Regions from separate parts of the Mus musculus genome. Here all the other regions are linked to region 1. A link is a loop called in an ENCODE intact Hi-C map of the cell type or tissue named here. Cell type or tissue: heart. All regions are shown on one strand. Each heading gives the region's core, and the rest is flanking DNA. Links, peaks and the distances in the headings are about the cores only.

What was found. Peaks named below come from ENCODE experiments on the same cell type or tissue, not always from the same donor. Only the 100,000 strongest peaks of a DNase experiment are listed, where the experiment ranks them.
Region 2: it touches region 1 in a loop (5-fold over the local background); 6 of 42 quality-filtered maps call a loop at or near these places.
Region 3: it touches region 1 in a loop (2.5-fold over the local background); 6 of 42 quality-filtered maps call a loop at or near these places.
Region 4: a loop joins it to region 1, with 3 times the contacts of the local background. A loop is called at or near these places in 16 of 42 quality-filtered maps.
Region 5: a loop joins it to region 1, with 2.1 times the contacts of the local background. A loop is called at or near these places in 4 of 42 quality-filtered maps.
Region 6: it touches region 1 in a loop (3-fold over the local background); 2 of 42 quality-filtered maps call a loop at or near these places.
Region 7: it touches region 1 in a loop (2.1-fold over the local background); 8 of 42 quality-filtered maps call a loop at or near these places.

What each region holds. Positions count from the first base shown.
Region 1 is chr5:8,995,214-8,999,608 of GRCm38, forward strand. Crot (carnitine O-octanoyltransferase) reads right to left here and starts at 1,933. Exons shown (of 18, transcript NM_023733.3): 1 at 1,891-1,933; 2 at 1,239-1,334. In heart, for the core only: a CTCF peak has its summit at 2,245; a DNase peak (open chromatin) is centred at 1,998; H3K4me3 peaks cover 1,996 bases; H3K27ac peaks cover 1,984 bases.
Region 2 is chr5:9,160,008-9,164,402 of GRCm38, forward strand. It overlaps Dmtf1 (cyclin D binding myb-like transcription factor 1), which reads right to left and starts at 1,769. Exons shown (of 18, transcript NM_011806.3): 1 at 1,607-1,769. It overlaps Gm46901 (predicted gene, 46901), which reads right to left and starts at 903. Exons shown (of 1, transcript NR_166570.1): 1 at 1-903. In heart, for the core only: no CTCF peak of the experiment used is centred there; DNase peaks (open chromatin) are centred at 1,714 and 2,344; H3K4me3 peaks cover 2,629 bases; H3K27ac peaks cover 2,031 bases.
Region 3 is chr5:8,866,177-8,870,571 of GRCm38, forward strand. Abcb1b (ATP-binding cassette, sub-family B (MDR/TAP), member 1B) reads left to right here. Exons shown (of 28, transcript NM_011075.2): 28 at 1-138. Among named protein-coding and RNA genes, the nearest start is that of Abcb4, 25 kb to the right of the region's middle. In heart, for the core only: a CTCF peak has its summit at 2,059 (motif pointing right); no DNase peak of the experiment used is centred there.
Region 4 is chr5:9,098,384-9,102,778 of GRCm38, forward strand. It overlaps Tmem243 (transmembrane protein 243, mitochondrial), which reads left to right and starts at 2,354. Exons shown (of 5, transcript NM_001081029.1): 1 at 2,354-2,476; 2 at 2,834-3,012. The coding sequence starts at 2,935. In heart, for the core only: CTCF peaks have their summits at 2,182 and 2,747; DNase peaks (open chromatin) are centred at 2,288 and 2,958; H3K4me3 peaks cover 1,995 bases; H3K27ac peaks cover 1,182 bases; H3K27me3 peaks cover 832 bases.
Region 5 is chr5:8,421,386-8,425,780 of GRCm38, forward strand. It overlaps Dbf4 (DBF4 zinc finger), which reads right to left and starts at 1,331. Exons shown (of 12, transcript NM_013726.3): 1 at 1,082-1,331; 2 at 1-8. The coding sequence starts at 1,127. It overlaps Slc25a40 (solute carrier family 25, member 40), which reads left to right and starts at 1,453. Exons shown (of 12, transcript NM_178766.5): 1 at 1,453-1,654. In heart, for the core only: a CTCF peak has its summit at 2,334; a DNase peak (open chromatin) is centred at 1,416; H3K4me3 peaks cover 2,815 bases; H3K27ac peaks cover 2,145 bases.
Region 6 is chr5:8,054,508-8,058,902 of GRCm38, forward strand. It overlaps Sri (sorcin), which reads left to right and starts at 2,035. Exons shown (of 8, transcript NM_001080974.2): 1 at 2,035-2,132; 2 at 3,031-3,114. The coding sequence starts at 2,082. It also overlaps the pseudogene Gm15730. In heart, for the core only: a CTCF peak has its summit at 2,109; DNase peaks (open chromatin) are centred at 1,434, 2,094 and 3,764; H3K4me3 peaks cover 2,074 bases; H3K27ac peaks cover 2,854 bases.
Region 7 is chr5:9,054,408-9,058,802 of GRCm38, forward strand. No RefSeq gene overlaps it. Among named protein-coding and RNA genes, the nearest start is that of Gm31449, 17 kb to the right of the region's middle. In heart, for the core only: a CTCF peak has its summit at 1,825 (motif pointing left); no DNase peak of the experiment used is centred there.

The sequences.
Region 1 (4,395 bases), core at 236-4,235:
AGCACACACGGGGAAGTCAAAGGACAGCTCCCAGGAGTTCATTCTCTTTTCTACCATGTGGGTCCTGGGGATCACACTTGGGTCATCAGGTTTGCCTGCAGGTGTCAATATCCAATGAGCCATCTCACTGAGCCTCAAAATTTGTCTTTTTTTTGGGGGGGGGGGTTAGAATATTACTATATACCCCAGGCAGGCTTGGAACTAACTTTTGTCAGACAGGCTTGCCTGAATTCACATGGGTCAGCCTGCCTCTGACTCCCTAGTGCTGGGAATATATGCCACCAACACCCACCCAGCTCTAGGCAAGTAACTTTAATTGAATCTCTTTATCTTGGCATGTATAACCATATAATTAGTCATCAGACTTTTTAATGCCATAAAAACAACTCATCCTGAAACAACTATATTATGGACTATAATGGGCAGAATTGTTATGATGACCTAACTCCTACCTACTCTTTTTAGTCCCCAGAACTTGTCATTATGATAGAACATCATTACTCCTATGGTTGCAACTGGGTTTCACCTACAAAAAAAAAAAAAAAAAAAAAAAGGCTTAAAATAGAGAGGACCTAACCTAATCATTTGAGTGCTTGAGCAGAGATACTGCCACACCTCTGTGTCTACATCTATGTCTTTAATGATCTGTGTCTACATCCATGTCCTTAACGAACTCAGAGACAAACAGGACTTGCAGGAAATGGGATTAATCCTAATGCAAGTGAACAGGGGTTAGACTCTGCCAACTCGAATGAACCTGAAAAGGGAGTCTCCCCCTAAAACTTCAGAAAGTAACTCATAACAGAAACCCTGGTCTCTCCTTTTGTGCGTCCATGCAGGGTAAGCAGCTAAGCTTGCTCGGACTTCAGATCTTCAGAAACTCAAAGTCTGTGTTCCTTTAACCGCTAAACATGTCACTGTCTGCTGTAACAGCAATAGGAAACTAATGCAAGCATGCCGGGCAAGCTGATCTCATTACACTTCCTTGTCATTTAACAGATCCCACAAAGAAGACCAGAGTACTAATTTTATGCCTGCTGCAGTGCTTAGCCCCTGCAAGGTTAAGCCGACTACAGATTCTTTAAGAGTTGTCTTAAGTTTTCAACCATATAAAACTAGTTAAACGATTCCAATAAAATTAAGAAAACGATGACAGTGGACTTTCTGAAAGCAAGGTGATGTGAACGCGAGAGAGGTGGGAAAATAGAACCAGGAAGTAAACAAATAGGGTCACATACCAGTAAACCACGAAGAAGTGCTCAGGACCTCCAGGAGCCTGCTTGAACAATTCGGAAAGGAAACCACAGGGAACCCGAACTGGCCAAGCCTGGTGACTGTGGAAAGGAAGAAATACACTCAAGTAAAGATCAGGAAAGGAGAAGAGGATAGTGACAGAAGCTGGAAATACAGAGAACGGACATCTGCTAGACATGAGATTTATATCACTACAGAGCTAGCTATGTTCCAAGCAGCCTATCAGATGGACCCAAGGGGCACAGGGAACCTTCCGGTGCCCGCGGGGAGGTTGCAGCAGAAGCAGAAAGCAATAAAGTTCAGAAACTCCTCCCACCAAAACAAGGGCAGCTTCTCACCGAGGATAAGGACAAGGGGAGAAAAACCAAGAAACATGCACACGCAAAACCAACCAATCGATCAAGCACTCTAGCACTCTAGCACTCTAGCGAGGCCGGTGCAACTGAGAGAGGACACCCCAAACCAGAAGGGCAAGATGCTCGGGGGGGGGGGGGGGCACCACGCCCGCGCCAGACGGGGCGCCTGGGCGCACAGCCCGACTGCACTCAGCTCGGCTTCCTGCTACTGCAATACCCTTCGACCCCCTCGCCATGTGGGAGGGGAAGGAGAGCGAGCAGCCGGCCCCAGAATCCTCACCTCCCGCGCCCCTCTTGTCCCTCTGCGTCGGCCTGCAGGCTCTGGGCTGTCCTGAGGCCGGACCAGAACGGAAAACCGCGAGGGTCCCGCCCTGTGCGCGTCGGGGAACGGGATTGGACGGGAAGCCGCGAGGGTCCCACCCCGCGCTGGAAGGGGTGGGCTGTCGAGGCTTGCTGGTCCCGCCCCCGCCGGGTTCTCGGGCTCTGGTGGCGTCCTAGGCTGCAGACCCCGGGAACGCAGCAGAAAGTCAGATAAGCGCCCTGCAGTCCCCGCTACAGCAGCTTCCTTCCGGATGCTGCGGGAGATTGGCCTCCGTCCAGAGATCTACCCACTCTCGGGCACAGCCCTGTGGCTGCGTAAGGAGGCCCACGGCTCAGCCTGCTTTTCGCCGAACTCTTAGGGGCTTGGCGCTGTGTTCTTTCTTCCCAGTCGCTCCCCCTTCTTTGTGCCAGCCTCCTTTGCATGGCCCAGGCAAGCATTTATACTACTTTAGATATAAATTTAAGAATTTATACTGAGACATTTTATTTTGTCTACCCTGTGTGCTGGCAAGAGAATAGCAGGCGAATGGATCCGGTTTGGCCTCGTCGCCTCTTTGAGACTTAAGATTTGGCCAACTCCCAGCCATCTAGGGCAAGCCCTTGCAGTCTCTAGCGATGGTCAAGCTTCAAGCTTTGGCCTTGCCTGAATATTTTTATCATCCAAGAAGTTGCGTTTTTAAAAAGCTAGCACGTCCTAGAGGAAGACTATGAGGTATTTTTAGTTTCACAGGTCAATGCCCTTTTTTTCATTTACCTCCTGAAATAAATTGATACAATTTTAAACTTATATACACTTTTTATTTGTACTTCTGTTTTGTTTTCGTGGAAGGAAAAATATTTTACCTGCTCCTGCATAGTTAAGTTATTCAACAGTTTAATGACTTCATTTCAAATTAGTATATTAAAAGCTGCTGTCTTTCCGAAATCCTTTTGAGTTTCCCGCAGAATTACTAATATGTTTCATGACTGCACAGCGTTGCTGGAGGTATTACATAATCAAGCTGGATAATCTCTCTAAGCTTGTCAAAGTGACTGTGTTAAAGAACTTTTCCCCCTCATAGTATGTAAGTGTTCCGTTCCGGATATTATATTATGCTTCGAAAATAGAATTCTTAGACTGACTGGATTTCTCAGAAACCTTCATTGTCTTTTTTTTTTTTTTTTTTTTTTTTTTTTAGTAAAAAAAATTTTGGCACCTCTTTAGAAGTTTACGCATATTGAATGTTTGCTGGTGGCAAAGAATTTAGGGTCACTCACCTTCACTGTTTTTGTGAGTTTGGTAATCTCACCAAACCAGGCCTTTATGCAGGGTCTTTAACACTGAGCTACATTCAAGCCCTGCTGCAAGTTTCTCTTCTTCCTGGTTTTGTTAAGCAGAAACGGTGTCTCCATGAAGATCTTGGCTTCTCATAAAAAGAAAACAACCTCGGGACTGAAAAAAATCAGTAGAACCTGGAGAATGTGAGAAAAATGACCATCTCTGTAAAACTGTAATTAAGCAGAGTCCTGAAAATGTTTTCTACCAAATGTATAATAGATATTTTAATGTCAAATTTAAAATCGGTAGCACTCAGATTAAATTTGAACAAGCTTGTATTTCTTAGCTCAGGATAGACAGATCTTGATGGCTGAGGAAGATATTGCAAGCTTTTGGAGTATGTCTTATAGCAACAACTTGTCCCAAGTCTTAAAATTGACTATTAAAGTTATATAAAAAATCATTCGGGCTGGAGAGATGGCTCAGCAGGTAAGAGCACCAACTGCTCTTCCAGAGGACCTGAGTTCAAATCCCAACAACTACATGCTGGCTCACAACCACCCATAATGAGATCTGACTCCCTCTTCTGGAGTATCCAACCGGAGTGAGCAGAGGTCTAAAAATTCAATTCGCAACAGCCACATGAAGGCTCACAACCATCTGTACAGTGTACTCATATACATAAAATAAATAAATCTTTAAAAAATCATTCATTTATGTGTATGAAGGGATCCATATGGACCCAGGACCCCAGGGCAAGGGGCTACCTCTGGCTAGAGAGGAGGCAGATGTGGCACATAGGCAAATGACAGTGTCAAGTCAAGGGCAAGCCCTGAGCTAGGATGAGGTGTTGACTTTCATTAGACAGATTAGGTCAGTCAAAGGAGCGGAGGGTTGATAGCTGAACCGCAATACTTTGATAACTAGACTTTGGTAGTCCGCCTCAGGAGAGGGAAATGACCAAATAAGGGAATAGACCTTGTTGGCTAGTTATAGGAATAAAATCTAATAGTTTCCAGCAAGACAGTGGGAATCAGGGAGAAAGGCAATGCCTACCAGAGCCATGTGTGACATGCTCGGGCTGGCTAGAGTCCATTCAGTGTAGCTCTTTCTCCATACACTACCAAATTAAAAGGAAGACTTTTACAGACTGCCGCAGACCCTCTAAGTCCCTTTGTCTGCATGGAACGGGTCTCTGGGGCAGAT
Region 2 (4,395 bases), core at 155-4,154, 160 kb after region 1:
TTGTATGTATCCCCCAAACTGCTAAACATACAGATATGACAAGAAAATGGTAACAATACCAGGTGTCTCCCTCAACTGAAAGAGTCAGTGGACCAGGCAGGTTTCTAGATCATCCCCCTGAACAACAGTTTGGGTAAGACTATCATAATCTAAAGTAATGAAGAAACGTTAGCTTACTTGATGGTACTCAAAAGCACCAGGGAAAGACAGTAGTGGGATAAAAGCATAAAATAATAAATAATATTCTTCATATAGATAGGAGTGTTTTTTCACGTCTGTGGAGAATATCATTAGTCTCTCACTGACCTGGTACACTCAACATAACAATCTTTGAAATGGATTTTAAGTTTGTCTAAGTTTAACCAAATATACAAAATTGTATCACTATTCTACCACAGTAAAAAGCTAGTAATATTTTGTTATTATAGTTGTTTTAAATGTTATAGTAAATTACTCGAATTATTAAGGTAAATTTAAGACTGGCCTAAAGAAATTTGCAGTACCAGAAATAGAAAATCTATAAGGAAAATAGCCTTTGATGTTTGTAAAACTTTCAATATAATCAAAGGTCTTTTCTTTCTTAATTTACAGCCTAAAAGCCACAAAAGTTATTTACAACACGAAAATATAGCTCTAATTAATAAAAGTCAGTACATCTAGCTTAAGACATAACACATCACAAACAGTACTGAAATGCATTTTTCTTTGGAGGTTGTCCCAAAGGAAGTCTAGCTGTCAGAAAGAGGTACAAGGGCTGACAAAAGCAATCACGGGCTATCACTCTTTCTTTAGCTACACCGAAGTCTTTAACTATAAAAACATATGCTGTATCACTGAACAGCACAGGATGGCACTGGACCACTTCTTTCGGAGTAAAACTCGTTAAGGTTGCGGGGAGATTCTCAAAAAAAAAAAAAAAAAAAAAAAAAAAAGTTCTTGCTAGAGGGCCAAAGAGGGTTTTGAAACGCTAAAGGTCTGCTCCGCACGATCCTGACAATTACTAGTTGGCTGGGCCAGGACTCTCCCCGCACCCCAGGCCACGTCCCGCGCGGTCTCTAAAGAGAAAGTCCGACTGGCAACCATGACTTCCTTCGCTGAGTCCAACCGGCGAGGGGCTCACGGGCCAAACGAGCCGAGGAGAAATGGTGGGCTTGGGACGACCCCCGCCCCCACTGCCCTGCCCACCCCACCCACGCAGCCGAGGGGGCTCAGTGCACCCCAGCCAAGCCAGGCTGGCAGCTCCGCCGCCCAGCACGCACACGCCCGCGGGGCCCCCGGCGCCGTCCTCCGCGACTCGGGCCCACCCCCAGGGGTCCCGGCGCCATTTAGTTCCTCCAGCCCGCCGCCATTTTCCGCCCCCACCGGCTCGCCGCTGCGCCCCAGGGATCGCTCGGGAGTTCCAGCCGCCAGCGGCCGCTTGAGCCGGCGACGGAGACCGCGGGCGCGGCGTGCGGGGCCTGCCGCGGCGGCTAAGCGAAGCCCGGACTCCGACCCCGCCCGCGGCACCCAGCCGGCGACAGCCAAGGCCCGCGAAGGGGCCGGCTCGGCCGCACTGGGCGGAGCGGCTGCGGCGGAGGCCCGGACCTGAAGGTTCCATCGCACTTACTTCCTGTTTTGGGTCCGGGCACTTTGGAAGAACCAGGATGGAGGCTCCAAAAAATACCAGGATGGAGGAAGCAGCCGCGGGAGAGAGTGGCTGCAGCTGGGGTGAGCGAGCGCAACCAGCCACCGGAAACGGAGCCGCGAGGCCGCGCCCCGCCCCCGCCCTCCCAGCACCCCCCCTGCGGCCCGCCTCTCCTGGGGGGCGGGCCCGCGCGCCACCCCCGACGTCACTTCCGTCTGCGTCGGCAAGCTGATGGGTTGCTGCGGAATCGAGCGCCATTCTCAGCGAGCGATAGGGTCGGACGGTCGCCGTCGAGCTGTGGCGGGTGATAGACGTAAAGGAGGGTCTTTCCCTTGGCAGGCGTCTGCACCATCTGTCTTTTAGTTTCCGCAATCTCCGAAGCGAAGAGGGAGCGGTGTGTCTCTATAATTCTTGTGAAAGGTGACCTCCGTGAGTGTGACCTCGCTTTTAGGAGACTACAGTTCTTTATGCATTTAAAGTTCAGTGCTGGTAGCTATGCCGAGTGCAGCTCTATTTTCTGGATTCTTAGAGATGAACAAAATAGAAGCCCTGTTCCCATGCCAATCTTTAAGAATCAGGTTCATACATGAATAGATGCATTTTGACCATATTTACTCCTTCCTATCCACTCCAACTCCTCCCCGTGTTTTCCCTGACATGCCCCCGACTCAAATTCATGTCCTATTGTAGGGGTGTATTTCTGGGTACACACATGTAGCCCAGATGTACTTCAGTGTAGGGCTGCGCCCCGCTTGGACGTGGGAAAACAATCTGATCTCTTCAGGAAGGAAGTTGACTCTTCCTCAGCAGTCTTGACTGCTTGTAGCTCCCTAGCCAGAGATGGAACCTTGTTCGCCATCCATGCTGGAATGTGGAGTGGAGTGGTGGTATGCATGGGACCACAGCTGCTGAGTGGTGGGTGTTAAAACAGAAGTCTTCCCATTCCCCTGACTCTTTCAAGTTTTCTGCCCCCCATCTTCAGCAACGCTCCTATACCTTTGGTGTAAGGATTGCATTATAAAAACCCACTTAGGGATAGGCATTCTACAGTCACTTAACTGCACACTGGTCAGATGTGGTTTTCTGCCATAAACACTGCTACAAAAAGTGCAGACTCTATGATGAGAACATCAAAAAAGTTGCCTTTTGCCCCATGCTGGGCACAATTGTTCGAACCTATTAATTTCAGCAGAGAAGAGGTTGAGGCAGAAAGAAGACTGGATTTTGAGGCAGTGTTGGCTACATAGAACACATCTCAACCAAACCAAACCAACCCAAAAGTTCTAAGATACACAATTCTGAGCATTGGGGTTCCTATTGGTGTTGCTTTTATGATTCAGCAGATACACGTTATACTTTGCTTTCCTTTCACTACTAGTGATACACAAAGTCCCATTCCTAATCAAGAAGCTGTTTGCAAATGGTAGATCTGGGGAAAGGGAAAATCATTTTTTCCCCCCAGGGGAGTGAAATTAGATGTATCAGGCATACTCTTAAATCAAGCAAGGTTCATAGGAGTTGATGGCCAATGCAATTTGGAATCACAAGTTTTTTACAGCAGCTTTATTCACATTTGCCAAAACATGCAACCAACCAAGAGGCTAACCAGGAGGTGAATGAATAAACAAGCAGGCACATCTATTCAACAGAACTTTATTTGGCACTAAAGTAGTGAAGAATTAAAATATATGTTACGTAGTAAAGAAAAATCATCCAAAAATTGATGTATGCTAAGACTATGCCATTCTGATTGTCTTATTTTTCTACTGTTATGAAGAGACACCATGGTGAAGGCATTTTACAGAAGAAAGTTTTAATTGGGGCTTGCTTACAGTTTTAAATGATGAGTTTATAATCATCACGGACGGAGGGGAGCATGGCTGCAGGCAGGTAGGAATGGGGCTTGAACAGTCCTTGAGAGCTTACATTCTTAATTGCCGAGCCATTTGGGTATGTGTAGGCTTCTGAAAGCTCAAAGTCTGCACCCAGTGGCATGCCATTTCCAACAAGGCCACACCTAATCCTTCCCAAAGAATTTCACCAACCAGAGACCAGACATTCAAACATGTTAGCCTGCAGGGGCCATTCTCATTCAATCTGCCAGTGGTGATATTCTGTAAAGGGCATTGCTATGGAGACAGTAAAATTAGTGCATCCAGGGGTGGAGAAAATGAATAATGTGCGGGGGTTCCTATAGCATCAAGGGCTCTGTGTGCTGCTGAAATAGCATGCCTTTATAGTTGCAGCAAAACCCACAGGTCTGATAGATAAAATAGAATGAACTCTAACATAAACTATATCTTCTGTATTAATGGTGTGTCAGTATAGGTTCATTCGTTATAACAAATGCCCACTCTTGATTGTGTGTGTGTGTGTGGGAAGCCGTGAGGTATGTAGGAATTTTCTCTACTTCCTGCTTAATTTTGTGAATGTTAAAAAAAGTCTTTGTTAAAAAATGCTAAGAAAGGGCTAAATAACCCTGAACTTGAATAATGTAAGTCAACATTCTCTGTGTTCCTGTGTGTTGTTCATATGTGTTAAACTCATGTAATCAAATACTTAATTGAAGGTTCTACAAGTGAGTAACATTTTACTCAGGAACCAAATGCAGTTGTAGAGTGTGTCCAGGTCACACAAGCAAGGGGTACACTCAAAATTGTAGCCTACTCACCCTGCTCTATTTCAAAAATATACTTTGGCAAGTGTCACCTCATGATGAAAACAAAACATAGCCAGGAGCTGGAGAGATGGCTTAGTGGTTAAGATTACTG
Region 3 (4,395 bases), core at 227-4,226, 130 kb before region 1:
ACATATAGTTTTTTAAAATAAAATGTATAATTTTGTTTCAGTTTTTAATTTCTACCCTACTTTCTTAAATGATTATAAAGATTGTAAAAAGCACTATTTCTTAAATTGCCTATAAAAATTAAATTTTCATATAATTGGAGCCATCTGTTATGTATATGAATTTATCTACTCTTCCAAATAGGGTGATGTAAATTTCAGCCTTCAGAAAAGTGGATTTTAAGAGCCTCTCTATTCTTTGTGGGATGGTTAAGTAATTTAAGTAATTTCCACCCGGGATGCCTTTTCACCTGGAGCCTCACAAAGCCACCTCCCTAGCTGCCTCTCAGACTTGTCCACTGAGCTTTCCATCGCCTTACTGGCTGCTCTCAAACCCTGCGCACAGACTGTGGGAAGTGGAATGTGGTACGGTTAGGAAGTATACATTGCACAATTAATTGCACCTCACATTTTATTGCTCTACGAAAGAGCTCTCCAACAATTCCAATACTTTTATAACCTTTTAAGTTTAATTACTCTGTGATAACATTGTTTCTAGTAATTGGCCTCTTCCAAAGCTGACCTTCCTGACTAGAGATGTTTAAAATATGTCATTATTTTCAATCCAGGGAGATACAAACAAGAGAGCATCTCAAAAAGCTTAACCCTGACCGTACATGTGAGGTACGAGCTTGTGTGACCCGGTACATGTGAGGTACGAGCTTGTGTGACCCGGTACATGTGAGGTACGAGCTGGTGTGACCCGGTACATGTGAGGTACGAGCTTGTGTGACCTGGTACATGTGAGGTACGAGCTTGTGTGACCTGGTACATGTGAGGTACGAGCTTGTGTGACCCGGTACATGTGAGGTGCGAGCACAAGCTCCTGGGTCACATTTATTCGGGTAAGCGGTATCTGCAGTACATAACATGCTCATGGAAAGAAGCCTACGAGCAAATGATATGATCAAGTTGTTCCCAACAAGAAATGCATGACCAAAAAATGTGCACAATTCCAATAGCAAAAAAAAATGTGTAAGTTAAGTCTGGTTTACAGAGCAAGTCCTGGGATAGCCAGAGCTACACAGAGAAACCCTGTCATGAAAAACAAAACAAAACAAAGCAAAACAAAACAGAACAAAACAAAGGCTGACTTGCTTAGTAACATCCCAATTCATAGAGGGTATCTTTACTGTAATAGTTTTTGCTTAAATATTAACAACATACGTATTTTAAGTAAGTATATGCTTCAATATGGCATATATTCCAACTCTTGAAATTTAGTTGAGAGACATAAAAGGATGCTGTTGAAGCATTAGCTATAATATTAAAAATTGTACAGCTTTAATGTTAGCTTAATAGTTTAAAGTTGAGCATTGCTGTACATACCTGTAATTCTAGGACTCCAGGAGCTGAGGCAGGAGGATCTTGAGTTTGAGGCCATCCAGGCTGCAAAGCAAGTGTCATGTCAGTCCAGGATACAATAAGACCTTGCCTTAAAGAAGCAAAATCTGTTCATCTTAACATAACAGACTTCTTTAAAATTAGATAAAAAGCATTATATTTTCTTTGCGATCACCAACTGGAATAGTGTGTAATCTTTTACAAAACTAAACTGGACACCAGGCCAGATAGCCAAATGAGTACCGAGAACTCGCCTCATCTCCACAGAGAAGCCGAGCAGCAAATGAATAGCTGTGTTTGGGGGACAGTGGTACTGGTCAGAATGAAGGTGGCAGTAAGGGAGAGCCAGGAACCTGCACAACCCAGAGCCCTAGGATGGAAGCTCAGGGAGTAGGAGAAAGCACGCCCACAGTGTGGCCCCTGTTCTCCAGCTGAGACCCCACATCAGGGAAGAGAGTGCCTAGCAAAGTCCTCAAGGTCAGAAGGGACAGGTCTGAAGCCCAGCTCAGAAAGCTTCCAGGAGTCTACATTGTGATTTCTCCAGGTTAGTCACATTAGCACCAACAAGCTCCCAAACAGGACATGAAACATAAGTGGTGGCCACCAACAGCTCAGGACTCCCAGAACAAGATTAAGGGATACTTGGGGACAGTTGACAAAACAAGACAAAGAGCAGTAGGTGGCAGTGCTGGCCAGCTTCAGGATTTCCCCATCAGGGGAGCATGCTCAGACTAACACCTCTAACCCCAGTGAATTCTTTTCAACTTTAGGAATGCTTAAATCCCTATAAATCTTATATGTCGATTTATAACAGATTGAATTCTGGGTAAAATGGGCTTCTAAGAAAAGCACATCCTCTCCTGGAAGTTTGTCTGCCCTGAGAGAGACAAAGGAAGGGGTAGGGTGAAGGGGGGAGGTGTGAGTCTGAGAGGATCAAAGCCATTGCTGTTCTGCTGAGCCCACTCTTTCTAAGGAGTGCATTCCTGCCTTTTACAGAACCTAAAGGGGAAAGAAAGGAGGACAGCCAGATACAACAGTAACTGAAACTCTCTCCTCTTGGCTACACATCCAGGAGCACGAGAGGACCCCAAGTAGACGTGACATGAAGCAGTGCAGCCCACGGTTTATTAGTCAACTGTCAGCTGTCACCTAGTGTATTAGATTAGCAGCAGATTCTTAGCAGAATCATTGTAAGCCAAGAGGATATTGAATAAAAATAAAAACCTAAGACAAGCCAATGTAGACAGTCCATCACCTCCAGTAGTGCCTTACAAGATACACCAGGAAGAATGCCTGAAAGCTACTTACACCAGGGAAGATAGCATAAGTCTAAAACTCTAGCTCTCAAAAGACTGAGGCCAGAGGATCATGAGGTCCTGACCACCAGGGGCTACATAGTGGGATCCTGTCTCAGTGAGAGAGGAAGAGAGAGGAAATATATATATTTGGGAACACAGCTTCATAATATATATATTTAAATCAACAAAATGACAAGTACTTTTTTATTGTCTCATATATTACACAGCCCACAGAATTTACTAAACAGGAGTAAATTTTTTTTTATTCACACTAAAATATTTATTGTTTACTTGAAAATAAAATTAAAGCAGGGCTTGTCCTGTATTTTTTTTCAAAGCTTACTTCTATGTTTAGTGACATGATGAGTGTGTGTCTGTCTGTGAGTGTGGATGCAGTGCAGTGCCCATGGAAGGGGTTGAATCCCCTGAATATGGCATTCCAGGAGGAGGCCAGCCTTCTGAAGTGAGTGCTGGGAATCGAACCCAGGGACTCTGCCAGAGCAATGTGAGCTCTTCACCCCTCTGCAGACCCCAGATGTCCTGTGTTTCTATCTCGTCCTCCTACTTCAGTTTTATTCGGGGACAATCTCTGCTTTTCAAGGGATTTTTCAAAGACCCCTGCCTTGGCTCTCTTGTTTCACTTTTCTAAACCTCTGCTGCACATCGGTCGTTTGTTTCTATATTTTATCCATTAAAGTGCATGCTACATGAGTGCAGAATTGTCTTACGTTACCTTTTTATTCCCCACATCACCTAAGGGACTATCTTACACATTATAGAATTTTTTTTTTTTTTACTTTTATTTCCATGATGGTCTGTATTGCCCATCATATCTTTTTTTTTCCATTTTTTTATTACATATTTTCCTCAATTACATTTCCAATGCTATCCCAAAAGTCCCCCATACCCTCCCCCCCACTTCCCTACCCACTCATTCCCATTTTTTTTTGGCCCTGGCATTACCCTGTACTGGGGCATATAAAGTTTGCGTGTCCAATGGGCCTCTCTTTGCAGTGATGGCCGACTAGGCCATCTTTTGATACATATGCAGCTAGAGTCAAGAGCTCCAGGGTACTGGTTAGTTCATAATGTTGTTCCACCTATAGGGTTGCAGATCCCTTTAGCTCCTTGGGTACTTTCTCTAGCTCCTCCATTGGGAGCCCTGTGATCCATCCAATAGCTGACTGTGAGCATCCACTTCTGTGTTGCTAGGCCCCGGCATAGGAGTAAATTTTTTATGTCATTCGAAACTGTGAATGTAATGAATTAAATTGCTAGAAGTAAAAGACACAAACCAGCTCAACAAAGAAAAAAAAAGAAGTGTTCCATACAAGAAAGTTACTTCATGTGTAAAATGAATAAATGTAAAAAAATAGAGGCTGAAAATGAAAGGTTGTACCAAGACATCTATCTATACACATAATCACCAAGAGCACCCAGGGCTAGGCACATTTGTACAAACCAGACATAATGACAGAACCACAAGGGACAAGGAGGCTCACCAGGCAACACTCTAGGGGCCAACTGATGAGATTTGACAACTTAAAATTATGTTCACCTAGTGCAACAATATAAGGCAAACATTGTTAGATTTATAAAGACAGAGGAGATCTAATAAATAATAATAATAAAATAGGCTTCAACACCCTATTTTACTGGCCACATCAAATCAAACCAAAAAGAAAAAATGGCCAAGAAACTTTGGAGTTAGCTGTCC
Region 4 (4,395 bases), core at 314-4,313, 100 kb after region 1:
AAGATGAGAAATTTGGAAACACTGAAGGCTGTCTTAGCTAGGGTTTCTATTGCTGTGAATAGTCACCTTTAATTGGGGCTGTCTTACAGTTCAGGAGTTTATTAAATTATTGTCATGTTGTGAAGCATGGTGGTATGCCAGCAGATATGGTATTGGAGAGGTGGCTGAGAGTTCTACATCTAGATTGGCAAGGCAGCAGGAAGAGAGAGTGACACTGGGCCTGGCTTAAGCATCTGCAACCTCAAAGCCACCCCCAGTGACACACTTCCTCCGACAAGGCTACAGTAACTTCTAATAGTAACACTCCCTGTGAGGCCATGGGGCCATTTTCATATAAACTACCACAAAGGTCAAAATTTGAAAACTGCAGTTCCCAAGGAAAGAGGCTCCCGTATCAGGGAGAGAAATTTTAATTCCGGGAAGAAGGCTGACAGACTTTAGTAAAAACAAAAATTTTAGTTTAAAAATACGTTGTTTGGGAGCCTGGAAAGATGACTCAGCATTTAAGAGCGCTCACTACTCTTGTAGCGGACCTAATTTTGGATCCCAGCACCGATGGTTGGGTGGCTTTCAGCTGCTTGTAACTCCATATTGAAGGAAATTCACACCCTTCTGGCCTCCTTGGCTGGAAGCACATATGTGGAAGCACATGCATGCACATGCACACACACAGTTAATAAAATCTTTTGAAATATGTCATCTAACTCTAACTGGCATTAGAGATGTTTGTGAACCACATGCAGATGCTAGGAAACAAACCTAGGCCCTCAGCAAAAGCAATAAGCATGCTTAGCTGATGAGCAGTCCCTGAAAGTTTTAGTAGTTTTTGGTGAACCAAAGTAATATTTTCCCGAGGAGCCAGTGAGGTTTCTGGTTTGAAAACAATTATGTACAAGTAGAACCAGGAGAGAGTTACTCTGTTCAGTCGACAGAACGATTTCTGCCCGGCCTGTGACCTAAATATGAATATTCTAAATGCTTCCTCCCCACCCAGTCACCACAGCAGCAGAGCACAGAGGTGAATATAATTTCCAAATATGTATGTTACCTATTTTACTATAAAACGTTGCCTATATGTTCTCTTGTTTCTCAAATAACTATACTTTAAAAAATATACTTGTATTTAAAGTCTTTATTTTTTCCCAGAATAATATTTCCAGAACTTTAACCTTTCAGAATTTTAGACTTTATGGATTTTGATTTGACTGTATATCAAATTTGGTATTATGGCATCTTTTGGGGTTGTTGACCAAGGCCCATAATTACTGTGTTATTTTGGTGGATAGTTGCTTAGCACACAGCAGATTCTCAAAGTATTGTTAGTTTTTATTTTATTATTTTGAGACAGGGTCTTGCTACTTAGTCTAGACTGTCCCTAATATTCAAAGGATTACAGCCTAGAGCCTCAAAAATATTTTTTGTTGAATGAAACTGAATATAAGTAAGTGAATTAATTTGTAGGACCTTTTAATATGAATCTTTAAATAGAACTTTTAATAGAAGTGGGTGCTGGATTATGTAGTATTGCTGTTGTTAAGGTAAAGTCGCGAGTAAACAGCTAATTTGTAAAACACGTGTAATGATTGGGCAATGGGGATATGTATAATACTTACGTGTACTCAGGGCTGGAAGTTCGTTGTGGTTGTTATTCCATCCCTTGTTCTAAACTGTTGCGTGGCACTGGAACCCATGTCTAGATTCTAAGCGTTCGTGGAGGTATCGCTTCAGCTTAGAGTCTCCTGCACACTAACACTTTCCGAACTTTCTTGAATCTAGCTAGGTATTAGTGTCAGCCCAATCCTATTAGTGTAGTTGTTTGGTTTTTAGCTTTTAGGAAGAACTTCAAATGTAGAGCGACGGTACTTGTGCAGCTTGTCCATTCCATTCAGCTCTCTAAGCCCCAAGACTCCAAAAAGGCCCAAGATGCGAAGCTCTGGCCTGTGGCAGCACCCCCACTGGACCAGGCAACGAAATACCTAACTGTTTATGTAAACTAGGACCTCTTATTCTGTGTGTAATACAGAATAAAACACGCATACACGATTGCCTCCGATACTGTAAAGTGTCCACATCCAAATCCTGGAGTGGTCGAAGCAGGTTGTCGGGTTTTAAGACGCCAAATTCGAGTCGGTCTTCAGAACCCTGCTTTAGCCACTACGTGCACCGCGCAGCCGCCAATTGCCAAGAGGCGGAGAAACGCTTGGCAGCGGGGACCCGCGCCTCGGTGGGACGACCCGCACCTCTGTAAATAAAGCTCTGCAGCCCAGGCGGCGCCTCTGCCCGTGGGATTGGCTGCCTGAGTCGTGACGCGATCTGGGCGGGCCCGACCGGTTTGCGACAGTGGCCGCAGGTCCCGGACCGGAGAGCCCGGGGGGACTCGCCGCACGGCGCCGGCGTCCGGCCGGCGTGTGGGGGCCACGGCTCGGGGTCGCGGCCGCTGCCTGGATCCGCCGCGCGCGCGGCGCGGGACGCCGAGGTCTGGCTTGCGGGCGCAGCCGGGGCTGCGGGGAGCACGGGGGACGGGACGCGAGCGGGCGGATGCGGAGCTCTCAGCCGAGCTAGGGTGGTGTGCGGGGCCGCCCGGCCCGCAACTTCACTCCCGCCGCCCCGCCGCGCGGGGGACTCGCGCCAGGCAAACTTTCTCCCGGTGGAGCCCCGGCCGAGATTGGGGGCGGCGGGCGCGGGCGGGGCGGCGGCCAAGCGCTGTTTGTTTCCTTTCACTTCCCGCGGCGGCCGCTGGAGATGAGGACGGCGGGGCTGGGGCGGAGCGGCCAGGGGCCCCCGGGAGTGACAGTCGCCCCGTCGGGATTTCCCGCCCTCCCCACCCCCCCAGGGCCCGGGCCATGCGTGCGCCGTGAGGGGCGGGCGTCCGGACTTCGCGAGCTGATGCGGACTCGCTTTTGAGCGTCCGGGGACGAGCGAAGCAGCCCTAAAATGGAGGACTTTGCTACCAGGACCTACGGGACCAGCGGCCTGGATAACAGACCTCTGTTCGGGGAGACGTCTGCCAAGGTGAGTGCGGGAGTGGGCCCCGGGCCAGAGTGCGAGAATCCCGCCTCCCTCCACCCCGCTGGCTCCTTGCAGCCTGCCTGGAGGGTACTTGGAAGTGGGAAGAACTGTTCTTGCCGTCCCGCCCCTCTCTTGGGATGTTTGCCCTGCACTCTGCACCAAGAGCAGTTTGGAGTGGAGAAAAGTTCAGAAAGTTCTGGGCAGTTTGTGGGAAGCCCTTACGGAGAGTGCGGAAACCCCACCGTGGAGGGAAAGTCCTGCGAAGGTTGCATAAGCGCACTTTCCAGCTCCACACTTCAGGTGTGCGTCCAGGGCTTTAGTGGTTTCAGGAGTGCATCGAGAGCCCAGGGTTGCTTCTGATGATTGCTTACCTAGAGTTCTTAAGAGGATGAGGATGTGAAGCAGCTCCATGAAGGTGGATGTTGGCCACAATCCCAGGAGGTGATCAAACAAAGGGTCCCAGCTCTCAAATAGGCAGAGGCACTAACCGTTTTCTAGAAGCTTGACTAGATAGAGCCTCTGGCCTGCAGTCAACAAAAGTCTTTCTCTGTACTTAGCGTTAACTTTCTGAAACTTGCTCCCCACCCCCAGCCCCCTTGCCTTGGGGACAATCAAGAAACTCTGTATTCAGCATAAAACTTTCTCAGAAGTCAGGGCAAGATTAACCTGTAGCTCTCTTACCCTCCCCCCCCCCCCACTTGTAAATGACGTTGGTGACTGTAGACCCCCTGACCCCTGATAGGAGCAGTCAGCCTTTGAAAGTTGCTGTGGTTACTGTAGAGCTGGGTTTCTTACCTTGTGGGAAGAGCCTGTACCACACACAGGGAACTTCTCCACCTGGCAGTCATGGGGAATCCTAAACTTGGAAGCTGCCAGTCTACCATGAAGATTACTTATTATTAAATTCCATATAGAATTTGATTTGTCTTGGGGTGCTTTACTAAGACATTTCAAGATGGATGTCTGGCTTCTTGTAACTTCGCCTAATCTCAGCTCGCCATGCTTGGGAGCTCAAGTTCACTAATGCTCCTTCCGTTATTTGCAGACGTTACTGAGCGCTCATGTGTGTCTATTTGGTGTTAAAGGAAAGCAGTCAGGAACGGGAGATCTGTGCATATCTGTGCATAAAGTGGAGATTCTGGTGACTGTGGCCTGTGTCACAGCACGGAGGGCATCATGCATTTTGGGTACAAAGATGAAACTGGTCTCATTCATATGAAACATTTGTCCAGCTGTCCACAAATCAGGCTCACTGTCTCTTGCGCATAGCTTTCTGAGTGCTGATTGAGAGTCTGGGTGATTCAGACTTTTAACTTCATAGGCTCTGTAATACAGCAGCACTGGGCTTCCCAGTGGACTTGTCTGATGCAGACACTGAAGCTGGCT
Region 5 (4,395 bases), core at 283-4,282, 570 kb before region 1:
GATGCCACCTGTGATTACAAAAGAATCAGGCAACATTTTATGCAGACAAATTTTTAATTTATTTTACAAAAAATGTTCAACAGCTTTATTGCAGAAAGGAAACATTACTAGTCATAACAAATTAAGTCATTAGAATCTAAATGTTTTCCCTAATATTACCACTTAGGATGAAGGCAAACTGTCCTGTATGGTTTCCACAAAACTCTATACTGGAGAACAAGAGCTGAATCAGCAGAAAATAGTTATTATTTACTCCTGTTCCGTGTATGAAGCAGGAATTCTATAGAGCTGTTCTGGAAAACTTACCTTCTCATGGTGTAAACGTCATGTGGGTAATTAACAGGTCGGTGAAAACCCAACACAGGTGTTTCAAATATTTAAAGCTTATTTACCTAGGTAGCCACACACACTCATCTAGAATAAACAACCTAATTCTTAGGGGTTACTAAATGCTGGCATTTTGGTTTCATAGTTTGTCTAGTACTTAAAAGAACTAGACGAGGGAGTTCATGCACTTTGTTTACATATTAAGAACCTAAGCCCACTAAGGACTATGCCATCCATCTTTTATTTTAAAAGCAGATGAGAATCAAACATCTTCTTTAAACTTTCGAAGACAACCTGCACTTTAGTACTTAGTTACTAGACACACATGCACCTCTTAGGAATTTTCCCTATAATGAAAATTTTTTATATTAAACATTGAGATTGAAATCTGCTTTTGTCTATGAGGTTGAAACACACACACATACACCTCTCCGTCTCCCTCACGAGTGACGGGAACAGTCACAAATGGGCGTGGGCGCCTCCTCCGTGGGGCCGTCGGGGACCCGCGCATTGTCTGAAGCCTGCAGCCCCGGGAATGCCGGGTCGCTCGCGGCCGAGGCGGGGAGAGCATGAGGGGCCCGGCCAGCGTCGGTCCCTCACGGAGACCAACACCGAACGCCTCGCGGGCGCCGAGAACCCACAGAAACGCAAAAGCGGCAAGAGGCCCTCCGCAGGAAGACTCTCTAGAACCCTCCGTGGAACCAGCCAGGCAGGAAACGATTAAAGGGACCGCGGCGGGGGAGGGGCTCCATACCCGGGAGAGGTGCTTTGCTGTGGATCCTCATGGTCTCGAGGTTCATGGCAGCCACCAGGCACCTACATGCTGGGTCCGCACCGGGGGCCGCATGGAACGGCCGCGAACACAAAGCTCCCAGGGCCTCCCCGGCCCCGGCTCCGGCCTCGGCCTCGGCGCCGGGCCGCGCTTGAGGGCCGGTTCCGGCGCGGAGGCTCGGAGCAGGAAGAGGCTGTAGCTCAGACCCGGGAGCCGCGGCGGTTAAAGATTTGAAAACGCGTCACGCGACCGCGGCGCCCAGACGCGCTCCCCGCCCTTCCTACGCCGGGGCCGGCCTCGCGCAGGCTCCACCTGCCCCGCCTCGCGCCCCGCGGGCCCCGCCCCCGGATGCTGACCACGCCCCCGGCGCGCCAGCCCGCGGGGCCTCAGACCCGGCTCTCCCGCGTCCTCCTCGAGTTCCGGCTCCGCTCTGCATACTTGGAGTGTGGGGCAGCCAGGGCGGTGGACGCGGTTAGCCTCGGAGGCTTCACCTCGTGGTCGACATCACCTGCTAGGCTGGCTGAGACCCGGGCCTTGCAGTCGCCTCGCCACCAGGTACTCCAGTTAACCCTGTGTGGGACGCGGGGCCGGCCCTGGGCTCCCGCCGACCTTGCAGACGGGCCGCAAAGGTCCCGGGTGGCCGCGGTGGCGGCGGGGCCGGGGTCCACCCGCCGGATCCGACTCTCGCAGCCCTTTGGGTACTTTGTTCTGTACAGACCTGTTCTTTCTCTCTGTGTGTATAATTGTCCTTTTTGTAGCAATAAAAGAGTGGAAAATGAAGTCTCAGGGTTTTTCATCTGTAAAACGGGAATACGGGATTATGGTCAAGACGAAATTCAGGCGTACGTGATTTGTTTTAATTTTGCTTTGTAAATGAGAAAATGCCTCACAAAACTTGTTTGGAGTATACTTCTGCTCTCACCCATACAGACGTTATGCTTTGTACTGTTCTGCATTTCTTAACTCCTGGCTATAATAGACACTCCTTATAGTATTGATTTTTGATGGAGTACCCTCAAGACAGTCAGTACAAATAAGTATATTCAGGCACAGACAGGTGAATTGTGAGACTATTCGCCAAAGACAACATCAAGTTGGATTAGCATTGCTAAAAGAAATGATTTTGTTTTAAACAGGTTATGGACGGAGGCTGGAGCGACAGTCATCGAACTGTCTATCTGTATTAAACTGCTTTAGACAGTCGGAGCTAATTTGTAATCTCAAGAAATGTCCGGAGGAGGGAGCCAGAAAGGGAAATATGTTGAGACATTGTACTGATGAATTTGAATTAATATACATGTGCTTAACAGACCTTGAGAAGGAGGAGCAAACATTTTTTAAAAATGAGGAGAGGATTCAATTTTCAAAGCGTAAACTACGGAAAGGAAACAGAATTTCCATGTTTGTAAACTGGTTCAAATGTTTGAGAAGCACTAATACAGAGTAGAATTAAAGCCACGAGGGAAGGGGGAATGCCTTGGAGTAGAGCTTGTGAGATGAAGTGGAGAGTCAGGGGATGAGGCAGTGCGAGTGAGGAGAGGGAGAGCAAGCTGAGTTGGAAGAGACTGGGAACAAATCTTAATAATGGTGGGGAGGAATGGAATTTTTTTACAGAATTGGTGGTCCCAGCTTCCCAGCTAATCTAGGAATTGGATAATTCCGAGGCTCCGATTTAGTCTGTGAAGAGAGTACTGGTTCTTAGCTGTTAGGGGGACTAAGGGGAATGCGCTTGGAAGCAGTAAGCCTGGAACTGAAAAATTCTAATTACTGTCATGTTGATGACTTGACTCAGCTTCGTCCCCAACCGAGTTCAAACCGGTTAAAACCTGAACTATAGGCATCTGTGGTGGCTTGGGAGGTGCCACCCACTTCCTTAAGAGTAGTTAGAATGATAATAGAGGTAATTACAATTTGAGTGGTAATCTAGCTAAGTAATAGATAACCTGTGGACCTGACCTCTATGGTGGAGCACACTGAAGAAAGAAATGATGGAGAGGAAGAGGTGGCCGAAGGGAAAGGGGGTTGTTTTCTTTTTCTTAATTTCTTTCTTCCTCTCTCTTCTCTCTCTCTCTCTCTTTGATGTTTTCAGAATTTGGAAAAGATGTAATCATGTTTCTTTGGAAAATAAAACTGGAAGTTGTTTTATGCTCTTGTGAAAGGTGATTTATATTTCTTCTGAGATAAGACAATCAAAGAGTTGGAACCATGTTAGACTCATTATGTGTCATGTAAGGTATAATTCCAAACTATGAATAAGCAAAACATCTACTCACCACCTAGGTACTAGTGTTTTTTTGTTTTTTTGTTTTTAGTCAACTCCTAGTACCCCATGGAACCCAAGTTTTACAGCAGCCACAGGAAGAAGAGTTTGGTTGTATGAAGACAGAAGTCTCTACACATCCTGTCAGTAATCAGGACTAAATGAATGTGGTTTATGTTCTTGTTTCTTGTTTTGAGACAGTCTCCCTTGTAGTCCAACCTAGCCTGGGGCTTACTGTCTAGCCTAGGCTGGCTTTGAATTCAGTAGAGATCCTCTTGCATCAGCCTCCCAAGTGCTGAAATTTCAGGAATGATGACCATGCCCACCCTAAAGATCTTGAAAATAGACTTTAATAGATTCCTTAAGATGTAAAGAAGGCTTTACATACAAGAATAAATGAATTGGTCCAGAGTTATAGTAAGAAACTGTATTAAGTCACTCTGTTAAAAACTAGAAAGCATTGAGCAGAATTTTGTGCATCCAACTTGTTTTTGTTTTATTTTATTTTTTGAGACATAGTCTCAGTATATAGCTCTGGCTGTCATGGTCTACATGTCATTATGTAGACCAGGCTGGCCTCAAACTCAGAGATCTGCCTACCTCTGCCTCCCAAGTTCTTGGATGAAAGCTCGAAGTCAACTTGTGGTCCATAAACTAAATGCATCCTAGGATAGCTATGAATGCCCAGCACATTTGTAGACGGCAACATGATGTAATGGTGTCAAAAGTTTGGACATCCCTGGAACTAAGTGAACATTTATTTGGCTGAGTCAAGAGAACTTAATTCAGTTAGTACTGGCCTAGCCTTAAAGCAATTTTATGACCCTTGGACAAGTTCTAAGAGTGTGTGTTTTTGTGTTTGTGTGCATGTGTACACGTGTGTATTCTAGACACTGAACCAGGTACTTTGTGCTTTACACTGAGTTGTATTCCCCTTTGCTCTGTAATTTCCTTGTCTGATAATGAAGTTACTATCTGTGCAGTCTGCCTCACCATTTTTGTGATTATCAAAGGAGGCCTCATTAGCTTTCTCACA
Region 6 (4,395 bases), core at 180-4,179, 940 kb before region 1:
GCAAAGTTTATGAAGGTCTGACACTCATTAATTACTGTGTGTGTGTGTGTAATTTATCTTTGTTTTCATCATTAATTTGTTGGCAATCGCTGTAAGGATTTCATTTACAGCCCTCCATTAAAATTCACTTCTTAAGGGAGGAGTAACCAGAGTCTAATGTCTCCTAATGTGACAATTAATGTAGTCGCTTATCCATAAAATGAAGCCTGCATTAGTCACAAATGCTTTATTGGTGACACATATTTTTTGTGATATTTTCAAACTCGAGTCCTGAAAGAGCTTAAATTCAAGTGTGAGTTGAGCCCTGTTCACCTAGCCGATTAAAGTTCCAAACTACAGGACAAAACCTCAGAATGCCTAATCAAAGACCATGGTATTTGAGAACAGTAATTTTATCTCCAGAAGCAGACGTAAAACAGGCTACACCTTTGCTACGTGATCACAAGGACTATTGGAATTGTTTCTCGCTATTTAGAACTTTCTGTTTTGGAGCTTATGTATCCAAAGAGAACTTGGTCACACACTATGGTCAGTCTTGTTCATTAAAGTGTTTCTCAAAATGTTAAAAACAAAACCAAGAGCGGAAGTGCCCTCCTTTCCTTTCTGCTGGGTACCGCTGCCTGCTGTCAAGATGGGCAAGTTCATGAAACCCGGGAAAGTGTTGCTGGTCCTGGCCGGATGCTACTCCGGTCGCAAAGCCGTCATCGTGAAGAACATTGACCATGGCTTCTTGGACCGCCCTTACAGCCATGCCCTGGTGGCTGGAATTGACCGCTATCCCCAAAAAGTGACAGCTGCCATGGGCAAGAAGAAAATCGCCAAGCGATCCAAGATCAAGTCCTTTGTGAAAGTTTATAACTACAACCACCTCATGCCCACAAGGTACTCTGTGGATATCCCCTTGAACAAGACTGTTGTCAACAAGGATGTGTTCAGGGACCCAGCTTTGAAACAAACGCAAGGTCAGGCGGGAGGCCAAGGTCAAGTTTGAGGAGCGATACAAGACAGGGATGAACAAATGGTTTTTCCAGAAGCTTCGCTTTTAGGTATATTTTTGTTTCGTCATTAAAAATAAAAATAAATTAATAATAACAACAACAACAATAATAATAATAACAATAAAGCAGGCAACCGTTGGTGACTCTCATCTGGGGCTGAGGCCATGAGAGGCTACCCTGAGAACCTGGATCTCAAAAGGAAAGAGTAAGAGCAAACAGTCAAAAGCAAACAAACAAAACATCGACCAACCAACACTGTTCAGTCCTTAACAGTCCGGAGCCAGCAAACAATTACCTCTTGTTGCAATTGCACCAAAAAACAAAAAAGAAGCCGTGAAACATCTGAACAACCCACGTGAGTTTCACATCCTTTCCAGGAAGCTTCACCACTGGGGTTGTTTCTATTCGAATCATCCAGAAAATTAAACAATTCACTTTCCTATGAATGACCTGGGTGAGGCTGTCCTGCCTAGAAACTGCCCTCTTCTACCCCACCCCACACACCCACGCCTAGCAATCGCACCTGAGCTACACTCAGCTTAAACGGTTGGCAAAGAAACAGGCCACCCTCAGTCAAAGCTAAAAGCCCACTTGCATGGTTCAGAAGTTTTCATCAGGTTTTCAAAGTTTTTTTTTTCCTATTTTGTAAAGTGTCTCCTTCGCCCACTGGAATTGTTCTCCCCTTCCCTACAGTTGTGCATAGCGTTCTTATCCCGTCCTCTCTACCCAACAACCCGGTGTAAATAGTAAATGTTCTACAAAATAGCACAGTAGGAAGAAGGGGGGAAAAAACCCTCCCCTAGCTGTGCGTGGATGTCGGAATGTGCCACTAGGTCGAGAGGGAGAATGGGTCCTGATATAAACTCGTCTGGGGTCCTGGGTCATCGCCCGAGTGTGGGTCGCAGACGGCGCTGACACAGCACAGAGGCAGCAGGGAACGGGCGGCACTCGGGATGCCGCGGGGCGATCGGGGTGGGTGGCGGCGAGCGGCGGCCCCCGCGGGGCGGCGTGGTGCGCTCCGGGGCGGCTCTGGGCCGGACGGGCGGAGCAGCAGACAGGCAGGGCGGAGGCGCAGTCTGCACCATGGCGTATCCCGGGCACCCTGGCGCGGGCGGAGGGTACTACCCAGGCGGGGTAAGTGCAGCGGACGAGGGCACAGCAGCCTCTGGTCTCCCGAGACTGGAAGGCGCCACGGACGAGCGGGAGGAGGCGTCGCGGGCGGTCCCAGATGCTCCCTGCGAGCTCGCCTGGACCCTGATGTCCAGCCTTGGCTCCATTTTTCTTCCCCATCTCTTCCAAGGGCCTTTCCAGGGCCCACCGGTGGGTGGGCTGCGACCCAGGAAGCCCATTCTGTAACTCGGATATGTGGCGTGAGATAGTGCAAGTTGGTGTTGACTTCCTGCTCTCTCGGAATGTCCCCAAAGCAACAACAGCCATCTTGATCTAGAATGGTTCTGTGGTCACTCCCTTGAAAAGAAAGTGACAGGGAGACCAGAAAGTCTGGAGAAATGAGCTGAAGTCCTAGAGGAAGACCACTTAGGCAGATGTGGGAGGTGTACTGTCAGAGACAGAGGGACCCTCATTTTAGATATAACCGGGCCGGCCATCCCTGTTCTTCCCAAGCCACACCTGTCAGCCCTGTACTAACTCCAGCCTTACTTAGTACTTCAAGTACTTCAAAAACACCGCAAAGGCTGTAAAAACCAACAGGAAAACAGTCCTAAGCCTAGCCACCAGGTTGCTTCCGGTGCACTGACCTCTGTAAGCTGGTTAATAGGGATTTTTAAAGTGGGTCTGCGTTTAGTGGCCATCACTCTCATGAAACTTGTTTTGGACCAAGTCTCCAGCTTTTAGATGTCAGGAGCAGGAGTGGACAAGCCTGGTGGGTCACTGAGCTGAGTCAAGGTGGTGGGGAAGATAGAGACTGTGAAGGTCGCACAGGCGTCAATTGTACAAAAGCCTTGGATGGTTAAGATAAATTCAATTCTCTCTGATGCCTTTACCTTTTTTTTTTTTCTTTTCTTTTTCACAGTATGGTGGGGCTCCCGGAGGGCCTGCGTTCCCTGGACAAACTCAGGATCCGCTATATGGTTACTTTGCTGCTGTGGCTGGACAGGTTAGCCTTTCCTTCAATACTGAAGAATTGTTATGTTCTGTTTGTGTTAGCATTTAGTGCAGTGGCACAAAAACAGTCTTTGCTCTGGAAATGAGTCCCTTTGCCTGAAAGAAGGTAAAAGGAAAGGAAGACTAAAACAGTCTTTATTTTAGATCTGGACAAATTTGGACAGAGTATTGCCTGTATCAATAATAGATCAGTTCAAAGCTTGTGATTGGACTGGGATTAGACTGACCCAAAGGGGGAATATAAATATACTTTGAAGATCTACAAAGTGTATACCTCCTCACTTGTATTGTCAGGATAGAACAAGGGCTGCTTACAGAGAAGAAATTCAAGATCTGAACATAAAACCTCTGCTTGCCTAACCTAAAGACAAATATTAGTAATTAATTATTTTATGGCCCAATTATGATAGTTAGCTACTTTCAGTTGAATTCGATAATTAATCATTTACCCACAAAGGAAGTAGAGAAGAGCTGTAAAGAAGCATCGGCTTCCAAGCACAAGAGTTGCTATCAGTATTCGGAAGGTAGCCTCCACCCAGGGGCAGGTGCTCTCTGGAGCTAGCGCTCCATGTCCTTATTAGGTGATGTGGCCAGATGACCCACGGAGGGAATGCAGGTCAGCTAGTCCCAAGTCCTAAGACCTACTTCCTCCCTCCGAGAGTTATGACCGATGCCTATGGCTATTGTGGGGAAGGACATGTTCCTAGGTTGCAAGGTCACTGTGTGTTTGTAAGTGTTCTGTGGACATAATCCAGATGTGTCCAGAGGGGACCTCCCTTCTTAGTCACCTTAGACTTGTTTTAAACAAGAGCCCAAAAGAAGGAAATGATGATTTGAAAAAACAAGCAAACAAACAAACAAACAAACAAACAGATATGCTCTAGAATATGCTAAGCAAACTTCTACGGCCACCTTGGAAGAAGTGGTACTCTAAGAAACAGAGCTCGGAGAATTTGAATGGAAAATTGAGTCGAAGACTGGGAGACTTTCCTCTCGAGTGTCTACTTAATATGTTATCGATCCGTGTTTTTGAAACCACAAGACATAGCACACCTCAAGACAAGCATTCTTAGATTGCCAGTGTCTTCAGCATGTAAGTGACTCCACCTGCTTGACTTTCAGCAGTGCTGGCCTCTAGTCCACACATTCATCTTCTTGCAAATTATTGATCTTGTTCCTAATTATAACTTAATGAGTCTCACCAACTTGGATTTATATATTTTATTTAAAATCCATAAAAATGTCATGTGTCTTATTCTGACCTCAGTCAACC
Region 7 (4,395 bases), core at 110-4,109, 59 kb after region 1:
GAACAGAACAGCAATGGCTTGTGCTGTAAGATCGAGAATTGACAAATGGGACCTAATGAAACTCCAAAGTTTCTGCAAGGCAAAAGACACTGTCTATAAGACAAAAAGACCACCAACAGACTGGGAAAGGATCTTTACCTATCCTAAATCAGATAGGGGACTAATATCCAACATATATAAAGAACTCAAGAAGGTGGACCTCAGAAAATCAAATAACCCCCTTAAAAAATGGGGCTCAGAACTGAACAAAGAATTCTCACCTGAGGATTACCGAATGGCAGAGAAGCACCTGAAAAAATGTTCAACATCCTTAATCATCAGGGAAATGCAAATCAAAACAACCCTGAGATTCCACCTCACACCAGTGAGAATGGCTAAGATCAAAAATTCAGGTGACAGCAGATGCTGGCGAGGATGTGGAGAAAGAGGAACACTCCTCCATTGTTGGTGGGATTGCAGGCTTGTACAACCACTCTGGAAATCAGTCTGGCGGTTCCTCAGAAAATTGGACATAGTACTACCGGAGGATCCAGCAATACCTCTCCTGGGCATATATCCAGAAGAAGCCCCAACTGGTAAGAAGGACACATGCTCCACTATGTTCATAGCAGCCTTATTTATAATAGCCAGAAACTGGAAAGAACCCAGATGCCCCTCAACAGAGGAATGGATACAGAAAATGTGGTACATCTACACAATGGAGTACTACTCAGCTATTAAAAAGAATGAATTTATGAAATTCCTAGCCAAATGGATGGACCTGGAGAGCATCATCCTGAGTGAGGTAACACAATCACAAAGGAACTCACACAATATGTACTCACTGATAAGTGGATACTAGCCCAAAACCTAGGATACCCACGATATAAGATACAATTTCCTAAACACATGAAACTCAAGAAAAATGAAGACTGAAGTGTGGACACTATGCCCCTCCTTAGAAGTGGGAACAAAACACCCATGGAAGGAGTTACAGAAACAAAGTATGGAGCTGAGATGAAAGGATGGACCATGTAGAGACTGCCATATCCAGGGATCCACCCCATAATCAGCTTCCAAATGCTGACACCATTGCATACACTAGCAAGATTTTACTGAAAGGACCCAGATGTAGCTGTCTCTTGTGAGACTATGCCGGGGCCTAGCAAACACAGAAGTGGATGCTCACAGTCAGCTAATGGATGGATCACAGGGCTCCCAATGGAGGAGCTAGAGAAAGTACCCAAGGAGCTAAAGGGATCTTCAACCCTATAGGTGGAACAACATTATGAACTAACCAGTACCCCTGAGCTCTTGACTCTAGCTGCATATGTATCAAAAGATGGCCTAGTCGGCCATCACTGGAAAGAGAGGCCCATTGGACACGCAGACTTTGTGTGCCCCGGTACAGGGGAACGCCAGGGCCAAAGGGGGGGAGTGGGTGGGTAGGGGAGTGGGGGTGGGTGGGTAAGGGGGACTTTTGGTATAGCATTGGAAATGTAAATGAGCTAAATACCTAATAAAAAATGGAAAAAAAAAAAAAAAAAGAATTCCATTTTCAGTAGTGGTCTAGTAAATTTTAAGTTCCCAAGACCTCCCTGGGAACTGACGCCCTACTTGGCAGAAAGAGACATGGACATGGGTAAATGATATACTGGTTGGCAAATTAAGTCTACTTGTTCTTTAGTTAGCTCCCATAAATTTTACATGTGTTTACTGAAGGACTTTTTCTGCTTTCAGTGTACTTAGACTCCAGCTTTGTTTGAGGAAAAAAAAATAATTAAAAAAACGGAGCAGACTCTCTTTCAGGTGTAGGCTGCAATGAAGTGACACCTTCTGGTGCAAAATGGGTACTGCATGCTAGCAAGTGTCCTTATGAGGAGACTGCATTTTTTTCCCACTAACCATATATATATGCGTTACAAAGTTCCACAAATGGGCAGCTTTACCAAGGGAAATACAACAAATCAAATCCTGGAGGCTTCACATCCAAGATCTTGGTGTCACAGCACTTGGTCCCTTCTGATGACTGTGCAGGGGAGCTTGCTCCTTGCTATCTGCCAACTTCTCAGGGTTTACTGGAAACCTTCAGTGTTTCTTGGCCTTTATAACATCATCCAGAATTTCTCTTTCAGATTCAGCGGGCCAGATGGCCTACTCCTTGTGTGTGTGTCTTCTCACAGACCTTTAATAAAGACTCTGATCAGTTGATTAAAGGCCCAACCTATTCCCCTATGACTTCATTTTATTGAATGTGTCTACAGTTGTCATAGAGACTGACCAGAAAATGGGAAGATTAGTGTACTGGCTAGTTTTGTGTCAACTTGACACAGCTGGAGTTATCACAGAAAAAGGAGCTTCAGTTGAGGAAGTGCCTCCATGAGATCCAGCTGTGAGGTATTTTCTCAATTAGTGATCAAGGGGAAAGGCCCCTTGTGGGTGGTGCCATCTCTGGGTTGGTAGTCTTGGTTCTATAAGAGAGCAGGCTGAGCAAGCCAGGGGAAGCAAGCTAGTAAGGAACATCCCTCCATAGCCTCTGCATCAGCTCCTGCTTTCTGACCTGCTTGAGTTCTAGTCCTGACTTCCTTGGTGACAAACAGCAGTATGGAAGTATAAGCTGAATAAACCCTTTCCTCCCCAACTTGTTTCTTGGTCATGATGTTTGTGCAGGAATAGAAAACCTGACTAAGACAATGAAGAAAAAATTATAAAAAATTAGAAATTTATATAAAGTACATATTACCTAGAAGTAAGATCAATAATCATCCAACTGTAATTCCCCCAAAAGAAACCCCCCCAAAAAACAAAAAACAAAAAAACAGTTTAACCTGCAATTGTCACATCTAACCGTCTATCCTGCATCCTGAAATGACAGAAGGAGAAGAAGGAGAAGAAGAAGTTGTAGTGGTAGTTAGTAGTAGTAGAAATAGCATAAATTGACACAAACTAGAGAGAATGATTCAGGAGCGGGGAACCAAGGAACTGTGTCCATCAGATTGGCCTGTGGGCATGGGAGGATTTTCTTGATTAATAGTTGATGTAGGAGGACCGAGCCAGCTCTGGGCAGTCCCATTCCTGGGTATGTGGTCAAGGCCATAGAAGATTGTGTAAGCGATGGAGAGCAGCCAGTAAGCATCATTCCTCTATGATCTCTGCTTCAGTTTCTGCCTCCTTCCCTGGCTTCCTTTGATAATGGACTCTGTAAAACAAGTCAACCTTTCCTCCCTGAGATGCTTTTGTTCATAGTGTTTATCACAGTACAAAGATCAAGTAGAGCAATTCCTTATCAAATCGACTATAGTCATAAGTGACCTATGTAAGCTTACATCATACCCCCAGGTTTAATGTAGAGTAGCCAAGGAAAGCTTGCCAAGTGCGAGCCTTTGTAGAACACCTAATTGATAAAATCTCCTGTTCACTAGTCTTGGCTCTGAATGCTTTCCTTTCTTTACATTATTTCTCCTTGACTCCCACTTTCTTTCCAGTGTTTCACTGTGTGTTAGACCAGGCTGCTCTGGAACTTGCAGTGATCTGCTTTCTTTGTCTCCTGAGTACAATTTACAGAAGTATGCTACAACGCATAGCTTAAATATTTTTTCTCTAACAGTGAAACCTGGTGGCACTGGGAGAAAAAGTCACCGTAGAGCCTTTGTATCTCTCCTTCAAAACCTCACCAGCCTTCCTCACCAGGAGTGTAATGGCTCTCTTTCTGAATACACTAGACCCTTTGGTTCCTATGTTGATTCTTCTTAATTGACACATCTTAATTTTATGTATTTGTGGTGTATTTTGTGACACTTCAATACATGTATATAATGTGTGATGATCAGAACAGAGTAAGTGCTCTGTAGTCATACATAACCAATGAGTTGACTGGAATTGGGTGGGGAGGACAAAACCTCATTTCAGTTAGGACTTGGCTGTGCACTGACAAGTTTATGGTATCATATATCACCTAGGCATCTTCCAGTCCCAATCATATTAAGGTTTAATCTCACACTTGACCTTCTTAGTTTTTTGAGACAGGATTTCTCTGGGTAGAGGCGACTGTCCTGGAACTTACTCTGTAGACCAAGCTGGCCTTGAACTCACAGAGATCCATCTGCCTTTGTCTCCCAAATGCAGGGATCAAAGGTGTTCACCACCACCTCTCAGATTACTCTGAATCTTTTATCTCCTAATTTTACTTGATACGTTTTATAACTCCTTTCCTTTCAGGCTGGTGCTATCTTCCTTCACTAGTAATTAAACTAATCCTAATTGTTCTGCCTGATTTTTATATTACTAATATATATGGATGCATATATGTTATAATACTTATGCATTTAGATATATACATATGTATATGTGTGTGTGTGTGTGTGTGTGTGTGTGTGTGTATGCCAATAATTCACCAACCTTTATTATGTAGAGTTA